2 separate regions of the Homo sapiens genome follow, and region 2 is linked to region 1. A link is a loop called in an ENCODE intact Hi-C map of the cell type or tissue named here. Cell type or tissue: mammary epithelial cell. All regions are shown on one strand. Links, peaks and the distances in the headings refer to the core of each region. The heading gives the core; the rest is flanking DNA.

The links. A loop is a pair of places that touch in the nucleus more often than their neighbours do. Peaks named below come from ENCODE experiments on the same cell type or tissue, not always from the same donor. Only the 100,000 strongest peaks of a DNase experiment are listed, where the experiment ranks them.
Region 2: a loop joins it to region 1, with 5 times the contacts of the local background. A loop is called at or near these places in 2 of 110 quality-filtered maps.

Annotation. Positions count from the first base shown.
Region 1 is chr9:86,981,714-86,987,096 of GRCh38, forward strand. It overlaps GAS1RR (GAS1 adjacent regulatory RNA), which reads left to right. Exons shown (of 7, transcript NR_049794.1): 3 at 57-212. Among named protein-coding and RNA genes, the nearest start is that of GAS1RR, 36 kb to the left of the region's middle. In mammary epithelial cell, for the core only: no CTCF peak of the experiment used is centred there; DNase peaks (open chromatin) are centred at 1,768 and 2,188; H3K4me3 peaks cover 146 bases; H3K27ac peaks cover 2,356 bases.
Region 2 is chr9:87,068,841-87,074,223 of GRCh38, forward strand. No RefSeq gene overlaps it. Among named protein-coding and RNA genes, the nearest start is that of LINC02893, 29 kb to the left of the region's middle. In mammary epithelial cell, for the core only: no CTCF peak of the experiment used is centred there; a DNase peak (open chromatin) is centred at 2,781; H3K27ac peaks cover 1,163 bases.

The DNA.
Region 1 (5,383 bases), core at 252-5,251:
TTAAGTGAGTAGACAGGAAATGGCATTTGCTACCTGAATCTTTTTATCTTTTTCAGGCAGAGGTGCTGAGCAGCTAATTGGAGGGGATAGTATGAGCCTCCAAAGATTAGGGAAGAAAATTGCAGTTGAAGAAAACTTGCTTTGGTTCAATGCAAAAATAATGGGATGAATGGCATGCTGAAATATCATATGACTTACGAAAATGATGAATGGTAAGACCATTGTACATCTTCCATAAAAGCAGGCATTTAAAGCAGACATTGAGAACACTTGGTTCTATGTTCATCCCTTGCTGATCTCTTTGCCCCATGTAACGCTGTTTGTATTCTGGTTTTGGTTACTCTGGAATGGCCAGTGATTCCCAAACTCAATAAGAGGAGAAATGATGACAAGAAGCAAAGGCCGTCTACAGCCCTCACGTTAGGTAAGCAACCAGGTAGTAAGTCACCAGAAATGCGCTGTCATTCATGGGAAGGTTCCCAAAGAGTCAATGGAACATGAGTTCCCTAGGTTAAAAGCCAGTGGCTCACTGGTCTCACTTTAAAGCTTCAACCCCAGGTTCTCCCATCCACATCTCAACAGGCCTTCCTGAAAATATGTTAGGCTACATGGCAAAGGGCAATAAAGTTGCTAATCAGCTGACTTTAAAATAGGGAGATCATCCAGGAGGGCCCAACGTAATCAGAAGCAACCTGAAATGTGGAGGAAGAGGCAGAAGAACCAAAGTCCGAAGGAACATGGTGATGGAAGCAAGATAGGATGGATGTCGTGTGAGGACTCAGCCTGCCACTGCTGGCCTTGAAGATCGAGAAAGGGGAAGGAATGCAGGAGTGTCAAGAAGCTGGAAAAGGCAAGGAGATGGATTATCCCCCAGAATCTCCAGAAAGGAATGCAACTCTGCCCATCACTTGATTTTAGCCCAGTGAGAGCCATGTCAGAATTCCAGCCAACGGAACTGTCAAGAAGCAAATTAGTGTTGTTTTAAGCCACCAAGGTTGTGGCAATTTGGGCTAGCAGTCATAGGAAACAAAGAGCAGCATCATTGAATCAATCCCCAATGTGTGTTAACTGTGGTGAAGGACCCCGGGATGCCCATGGATAAGAAGCCCTTATCTTGAATCATTCTTTGTGCAGGACTGAGTGACAGACTGTCCAAGAAGTCACAAGAAAAAGGTCACTATAACTCTCAACTTGTCAAGCTTCAAATTCTGTGTGTAGAAACAAATTTCCAAGTTCTAGTCTGTTGTAGAGATTAAAAGCTAATATCATAAGGGCCAAATTCAGCAGTCAGACTCTTTACTTGCATGGATTTTTTTAATTGAATTGGTAGCCAAGATTTAAAAATGTATCCTAAACATCAGGATTTTTGACTTTTCTTGGAAAAAAATAGAAAATCTTGCCATATTTGCATTTTCAGGATAGAAGAGTAGTGAATGTCCCTCTAGACAAAGAATGCTCTCTCTGGTTGTCACTGTCCCCACTACTGTACCGTCTCGCATCCCCTCCAACTGTCCTATGTGGTCCTCTGGGCACCTGAGTTTGCAATTCCTGGTACACTGCTTATATACAGTTTCAATACTGGCTTAATTAGGGTAAGGTACTAAAGGCAATCTAGTTAGTTGCAATGTTTCATCCTGCGTGATTGCACAGTGCCTTCATCAATTTCAGAAAAAAAACCTCAGAGATGAGATTGTTTGGCCCATTGCCCCATTCCTTCCAAATTCTTAAGCTATGCAGCACCAAGAAACACTGGCGTGGGTGCCTGATAGGGAATTTCCAGGCCTGCTTAATGACTCCAATTCTGATCAGCTAAATCTTTACTCCCTTGCGAATATATCCAAATCTGACTTCAGCAGATAAGGAGAGAATTTTTCGAAGGATAGAAATCAAGCTGGAATACTTTCAATGTGGTACACAATGTGCTCAAACAAAAAGTCAGATGATCTGATAGCGTCTTCATATGTGCAGGACTTAGAGAAATCCTTGTGCCCTTTCATTAGATTAACAGCATGTACATTCTGACATCAGCTGCAACATGAGCTGGTATTGCAAAATGTGCTTTGGAATCCTGACGCATTAATTGTTATGTTTGGCTTTATTACCAACATATCTTTTTACTCATATCTGAATGCCGATGGTTATGGGCCAACATTTTTGGAAAAACGATACCTTGCAAGCTCACACTTGAAACGGCTCTGAACAGTAAGAGAAGGTCATAGATATGGGAATAAGAGAGGAAAGTCGGCTCACAAGAGTCAATGTCCTGAGCGGCTAGGCAGGAAGGCACCTTTTCCGTGACAGCCTGTGCGTCTTCAGAACACAATGCAGTGAATAATCAGCCATAGATGGGCAAGGGGGAGGCCTGGTCGGGCTTTTGACACAGCCCTCTGTAGGCGTGATGGATGTGGAGAAACTCAACCCTTCCCAGGGGGGTCAGGTGGCACCATCAAAACAAAGAGTGCAAACAGTTCAGTCCTGGAAAAGAACTCCCCCCACACTTACCCCCCTTTCTTTTTGCTGTTTGTGCCAAAAAGTTACAGTATCCAGCCATTCCTGATTAAGTTGGAAATCTATGCAAAGAAAAGAAAAATGAAGCCAATGTGAACATGCACATATTTAAATTGTGCAAAATTTCTACAGAAATAAATAAATAAATAAATAAACAAACTGGCATTGATTTCCAAGGCTGGGTGAAAAAAAAAATCCACTTTCTGGATTAGAGGGCAAGACATTATCCAAATTGGCAAAAAAAAAAGTTCTCCCAAAACTTTCCTTTGGAGGCTGTCGATAAAAACAAACCAGAGGAGGATGGTTCTTCCTCTGACCCTGGGGCCAGCCTGAGAAGATGAAGAAAAGAAACAGAGTATGTGTGTGCCTGCTGTCCCAACCAGAAAACCTTTGAAAAATAATCTTTTTCTGCCCTTTCATTGTTTTCTTGTCTTTTTACATCTCTGAGCAGTGATTCTGTTGGGTTTGGATTTATTTGAGCTTTTGGTAAAATACACCACTACTCCTACCTCTCCTTCCCCGCTAAATCTAGGCTCCTAGGAATTTTAGAAATATCTATAAATTTGCTTAATTGCCAGCCAGTTTCTCCATTTCTAGGCAACTGGCTTCCCTTAGCTGTAATGTCAGAATCTGACCTATGGCATCAGGGTCTCGTTTATCTGATGACTACCAAATGTTAAGGGCGCCGTCAGCCCGCTTTGCATGCCTCTACAACTGGGCATTAGATACCTGGCCTTGGAGCAGGTATCTGAACAGCTCTTCAGCCCTTATCCAAATGGGTGGAAGAGAGCCAGTTGAGAAGGGAGCTTTTGGGAAGATGTGACAGTAAACAGCACCTGCTGTGTACCAAGCAATGGGCTGAGCTTTACTTTGCGCTATGCCCACAGGCATTCAAAGGGCCAATTTTGTCAGTCTTACTTTTACCAATAAAATTCATGGAGAAATTTAATATCTTGACAATCTTAAGCCAGTACATGGTAAAGCTGGCATTGCAAACCAAGGCTGCCTGCCTCTGAAGCTTTACTTATCCACAGAGTCCCATTCTTACTCCCAACAGAAACTTCTAGAAAGATACTTTGATGTTTGCTCTTTTAAACTTCTTATCTCTCATCTAATCCCTCATCACAGAGAATTCCCGCAGAGAGAATTAGATATGGCAGCAAGAGCTTTGCAGAAGTAATTATTAGCACGCCTCAGCTCAAAATTGATTTCCACTCTTGGACCCAGACTCTATCTCAGAGGCAGGCTGTCAGGATAGAAAATGAGGGTTCCATATAATTTAGGCCATTTAGATCACTCTGCTGGCCCCCAGCCACCCACAGCCACCACTGTGTTCATATGGCTTTAAACAAATAACTAGTTTTAAATAAGTAAGAATTTGGATTGTGACAGCTTTATGGGAAAATGTCAGAAGCAGAGTTGTTTCTGAGGGACTAGTTCAGTGGGCAGCGGACAATGAATCCTGTCTGAAAACACAGCATCAGGCAATTAGAGGAACACAGGGATTCCTGGACGGCCATCTACTCTCTACCTTCCTTCTCCCAGCAATCCCTTGGCTCAGTTTTGGACTTTCCCTCTCATGGTGTAAGTTTTGATTCCAGACACCCATTTTGTGTGCTTACACAAAAGGACAGGGCAATGGCATGCAAAGATCATGGGCTGTGAATGAGAATACCTGCTTTTCAATAGTTGTACCATATTAACAAACTGTGTGACCTTGGGCTAGTTACCTAACTTCTCTGGGCCCTTCTTTGTAAAATCAATTGTTCTAAGTCTGGAAACAGTGTAAATAACATACTACCTGGCTTATAGTAGACAGCTAAGTAAAACTTTTCCTTTTCTCTTCACTCTTCTACTAACTTGCTTCTTCAGGAATGCCCTAATTCCAAGGGGTTCCCTTCTTTTTTTGCAAGCCTTATATATTTTAAGAACTGCTTAATTTGATGATGGCATTGAAGATTGAAATCTTGCATTTTATTCATGAGCTGTGTACTGCTGATGGTATTGTTTAACTTCTCTGAGCCTCTATGTTCTTATCTATAAGTTCTTGATAATAATTGTGATGCAGTTCATTTCCAACCAAACAGCCATTTAGTACCTTCTTCTCTGCACAAAGGGCCTAGATTTTGGGTCCATGTAGCCAGCAGAGGTCTCTCAACATGAGGGAAGACCCAGACCCAGTGGACAAATTCTGGTTGATCTAATGTAATGATACTAGCTCCATTCTTCTTTACCAATGAGTGCTCTAGGGGGAGTATAAATGATAACCACTTTTAGCCAAAGAAATAAAAATGGAAGTTTTAAGGTGGAGCCCCAAGAGAAAAAAGCCTTTTGTCCACTACTTTCCACTTAGTTGTTGATGGTGGATGCAATGCCTAGAGAACTGGCAGCCATCTTGACCCTATGAGGTGACAGCACAAGGATGAATACAAATATGCTAATGATGATGGAAGGGATGGTGGGAAAAAGCCAATATTGTGATATAATATTGTAAAATTAATTATCTTGAAGATGTTGTAATTCAGACATAAAGAAATAGTAAAAACCAAATAGTTCTCATTACTAAAGATTGAATGATTTTACTTATGGCTGTCCAAGCAATTCCATTCTCTCCTGTTAGCTGTGAGCCTATTTGACTTACCCTTTTGGCCTGAGGTGAATTTCAAATCTGTCAGTGTCACTGATTGGATAAACAACTTGCAGGGAAAGGAGGTTGTAACTGAGTCATTTGTTGATTATTTGTGGATTATAAGTTGTCTAGAGAGTAGAAAAAAGACTGAAAATGCTAGCCGTGAGCAAAAGTAGTTCATTCGTAAATTCAATCAACATTTATTAAGGTCCTCAATTAGGTGGTGGGAAAACAAGGTCAAATAAG
Region 2 (5,383 bases), core at 102-5,101, 87 kb after region 1:
AAAGTTAACCGTTTGATTTCATTGGGGCCTATTCCACATTAGTTTATTTGAATCTTGTATTCCAGCAAAGGCAATAAGTTCCTATGAAACCAGTTCTTAGTATTAAGCTCATCCATTTGGTGCCTCTGCCAACTGTATGGAGTTGTCTCATGAAGTCTGAGTGAGATGTTGTCTATTGAAGTGCTTTAGTGTATTGCATGATACAAAATTGCAGCTCAATAAAAATTGATCTTATCAAAATTTGAAAATCAAACTTAATGCTTTTAAGAGAGCAGTCATTTCATCTGAGCCTCACCACAAACCTGTAAGTAGAATCATTCCCATTTTACTGATGAAGAAACAGTCTCAGGTTTGAGGTAATTCCCAGTAATCACAGCATGACAACACAGATAAGAAGACCAAGCTGCTAAAATGCACTGGCTGTGGTTTGCTTGCTTGTTTTGACATATAAGCCCCTAAAATATATTTCCTAAAAGATATGTTTATGTCTGTCTACCCACATTAACCTAAGTGCCCCAAAAGGCAGTTTTCACATCTGTCTTGTTCATGTCTCCATTCCCAAAGCCTAGCACAGTGTCTGGAAGACAGAAGGTTCTCAATATTCGTTAAGTGAGTGAATCACAAAATATCCTTTTATCTTGATTTGTTCTCTCCTTGGATTTCTTAGTCTTTTCTGCTATTCAGAAGCTTAGCATTAATCAAATGGACACCTATACCTAGATACCCATTAGCAGGTTTTATCTCAAAAGAAAAGCAATGTGTGACTGAAGTCACACATTTGGATAGTTTTGTTTTCCACACAGCAGAAATGAGCAAATGGGCATGTACACTGTAAAGCCACCATGAGAACTGAGCTGGCATGGGGAGTTCACTGTTGTGGTAATATTGTTGTGGTAATAAGCTCACACTTCTGGCTGCAGCCAGGCTTTGGGAGAGGATCTGAAAGTGTTCCTTCAATTCCACTTGTCTGAAGATTGCTGGGATGCTTCCCCACCAGCCCGTTTCATCTTTCCCTTCCCTGATTCATCTTGAAGGAGGAACTAAGCAAAGGATGAGAGCTTCGTGTGGTTGATTATGAGAAAGTTCAAGGCAGCTGTTCATTTAGAAGCTGTAGAAAGAGATTGCCTCACACGCTTACATTTAAGGAAACATAAGCCTGGAGTAATTCATTTTCCAGTAGAAATTGTCCTGAGTCATTTCATTTTAAATGGGAGCCCCAGTCACAGTTAGGGATGAATTTAGCAACAAACAACATAAGGATTTTTTTCAATCTCAGCTTTATTTTCTGAAACTGTCTTTCAAACAGCCAGAAAACAACTTTAAGTTTTGAAAGAAAGAAGGAAAGAAATAAAGAGAAAGATAAAAGAAACACAAAATGACTAATGTTTTGAGATTTAGGGGCAAATTCCGTGCCCTATGGCTGAATCTTATACAAAATAGAGAAGTATTGAGATGCACTTGCAAATACGGAAGTTCGTACCTTTATTTAATTGGGTTAATATGTTTAATTTATTTTTTAGCCAGCTGGACAGTGGGATTTAATCTGACGACATGCACAGAGATGTGCAATGATGTATATGTAAGGGGAATTCTTCACAACAAATCTATGTCTGAGTGCTTTGGCCTCATCCTTCCTTGATGCAGTCTCTGCCTGCCCTAGAAACAAGAGAACACCTGTTATTCTCTCGCCACGTGTTAGGGACTCTGTAAGCACTTTACCAGCCCATCTCACAACACCCTTCCAAGTTTTCTATTTTTATGATCTCAACTTTACATGTGAGAGACTGAGGTCAAGAGAGACTAAATAACATCTTAAGGTCATTCATGGAATATGGAATAAAGTTCAGAACAGGAATTCTGGCAAATTGAGCCCTAGAATTTAAGTACTTAAGCATGATTGTCCACTCCTCCATCTCCTGAAGTGTGTATCCCTGGAAAACAGGATGTTTTCTGTACCAAAAGAACATGGAGAGATACTTCCACAGCTAAGTATGTCTCTTAAAAGTGTTTGTGTGTGTGTGTGTGATAATGGTGATGATGATTTCCTTAAAGCATTTTACTGTTGATAGCTCATCATCACCTCTAGCCAATGAAACACAGAGTCCACAAAAATGCAATTTGTCTGCCCTGGTTCACCAAAGGGATAAAACTTAAAAGACAAAATTTGTAAGACAAAACTTAAAAGATAACCATAAATGTGGCTTGTGAGCAAAGTAGGGCAGGTGGCGCAGCCATCAGGGTGGAATTTTGTTGTGTACCCTGTAGCAGCAGAAAAGCCCTACATTTGAGCACAGGAAGCCCAATAACTTTGAGTAATTTTGAGCAAGGTACTTAATCCTTCCAAATCTCAATTTCCTCATATGTAAAATGGGAAAATAACACTTGTTCTGTCTACCTTTTCTAGTTATTGTAAGGGGGTAAAAATTGTGTCAACGCGAAGACGAAAACTCCAAATCAATGCATTCGTTTACTCAGTGTATTGGTCTGTTCTCACGCTGCTAATAAAGACTTACCCAAGAATGGGTAATTTATAAAGGAAAGAGGTTTAATGGATGCACAGTTCCATATGGCTGGGGAGGCCTCACAATCATGGCAGAAGGCAAATGAGGAGCGAAGTCACATCTTACATGGCAGCAGGCAAGAAAGAGTGTGCAGGGGAACTCCCATTTATATAACCATCAGATCTCATGAGACTTATTCACTATGACAAAAACAATATGGGAGAAACTGCCTCCATGATTCAATTATGTCCACCTGGCCCCACCCTTGAAACATGGGGATTATTGCAATTTGAGGTAAGATTTGGTTGGGACCACAGCCAAACCATATAACTCAGCCATTCATTCAACAAATATTTATTGGGTGTGTACCCTGTGCAGGCATTAGGTCCTGGAGTTATGCAATTTTAACTATAGGAAAAGATTCTGGATTAAAATGGAATTTGAGGCCAGGCACTGTGGATCACGCCTGTAATCCTAGCTCTTTGGGAGGCCAAGGTGGATGGATCACGAGGTCAGGATTTCGAGACCAGCCTGGCCAGCATGGTGAAACCTTGTCCCTACTAAAAATACAAAAATTAGCCAGGCATGGTAGCATGCACCTGTAGTTCCAGCTACTCGGGAGGCTGAGGCAGGAGAATCGCTTGAACCCAGGAGGCGGAGGTTGCAGTGAGCTGACATCACACCACTACACTCCAGCCTGGCGACAGACCCAGACTCTGTCTTAAAAAAAAAAAAAAAAAAAAAAAAAAGGAATTTGACTTGTTGGGTGGTTGATAACACCAGCTTATTTGGCTTTCTTTTTAGGAGTCAGATGTTATAAACAGAATTGAATATTTTGGGAAATTCTCAACCTCTCATCTTACATTTGGCCACGGAATGCCTGCAGGAAACAAAACAACCAAAATGAATTCAGAGCCCAGCGTAGATGGGTACATCAAGGGAAATCCTGGCTGTCAGGAGGGTGACAGCTCCTGTGCAAGCCACACTGCTGTTGTGTGTGTAGCAGAAGGAAAGCCTACCCTCCCTGCACCACATCCCACGCAGCCCACACCAACTCTGCCTCTCCATGCACTGCCCACCCAGACCTGCAATTAGCACATTCATCAGTGTGCCTGGTGTTTCCTGGTGATGGAGGGCCCTGAGGTGCTCCATTTAGGAGTTAGGCTCTGCCACCTATAGCTCTCCTTGAGCCCATCTATTTTCTCCCATTCAGATGTACACCTTTTGTTGCATGCAATGAATTTTCTGATTTCTGCGTAGTCATTAGAGGGAGAGACCTCACATTAGGAAAATGACCATCACAATAAGCATGCCTATTGGCTACCTTAACTTGAAACAGGAACATGGGCCTGAGGCCAGAACAATTGCACAGGGTCCTGCCCTCAAGAGGGTTGTCCTTAGAATTTAGTATTCTGTGGTTGTCATCTTGATATTCTTAATCATATCATCTTTGGCTTTGTGTTTTGTAAATAAAATTTGATGAGACAGGGAAGCAGGCACTGAGGCTGAGGGCTTGGAGATTTGGTTTACACAGGGTCCTCTTCGGGACATGTTCTTGGCCTTCCTACTCTCTGGAGTTCTGGGTCCTGCTCGGCCTCCTCCTCCTCCCTGCCCGCACCCAGCAACTGGCCCTGGTCGGGGCCTAGGCACAGGCACTGGGATTTTCAGGTGTCTCAAGGCAGCAGCATCATGATGCATTGGCGGGGTGACTTGGTGGAGGTAAGCCTCTCATCTGCCTTGACTGCATGTTACAGGGGTGACAATACCTAGGGGGTCATCCATCTGCCTGGGTCAGGGGAAGTTGATCCAGGGAAGTGAGGGGGATCATGGCAGCCAATGCACACGCTCATGCTTTGAAGGCCTCTGTGGGCTTGTGAGGGTCTGCACTGGCCCTGCAGGCAGCGACACTAAATAGGAACTATAAAACACCACAGCAGATCAAGAGGGAGTGGAATGGGGGGAGAAATGCTTGATATTTTAATTCCTAACACTGCTCCCTGCTTTCTGCACAGGGACCCCCACAATTTTACTTTATACTGGGCCCCAAAAATGATATAGCCAAGCCTGAGTGAGAAGCTCATTTCTGGGATTCTAAAGATCTGACTCTTTTTTTTTTAATTGACAAACAACAATTGTATATATTTAGAGGGTACAATGTGGTGGTTGAAATATGTATACAATACAGAATGATGAACTCAAGCTAGTGGGAACGTTCAAAATCTATCGTCTCAGAAATTTTGAAATACAGATTACATTATTATTAATTATCTGACTTCGTTTTTTAAAAAACGCTCACAGATTAAAAGCAAAAACAAACAAAACACAATGCTGATAAAGACGACCTGTCTCCCCAGCGAAGGGGCAAGGGAAAAAGAACACAAGTTACTTTTACCACATGACCTTTCCAGACAGGAGCAGGGCTGGAGCTTTGGGGACACCACAGAAAGTCTGTTTTGTTGTTGTCGGGGGTGCAGGGTGGTGAGCAGAGAACATCTTTGTTTTAGAGATGAGGGAACGTAGGCGCAGAAAAGTTAGCCGGTTCACCCCAGACACTGAGCAAGTGCCAAACTTGAGTCAGTGGACACTAAATCTTTATAAGGGGAGAAAAATGCTCTGGAACCCTGGTCCTGACAAAAATCATTTTTATTAGAATGTCACTTAAATATGTAAAAACCTAAACCTAAGTGTGACCTCTGTAGTTGCAAAGCTTATGCAACTGTAAACTCAAAACATATTCGCACATCAAATACAAATGAAACTACAAAGCTAATTAAATTCAAATTAACAAAAATACTGTAATAGAGGGCATTTTGCTCAAACTAAATCAAGTTGATTTAATTAATTTGGATTTATTTAATGTTTAATTTAATTGTATAAATATA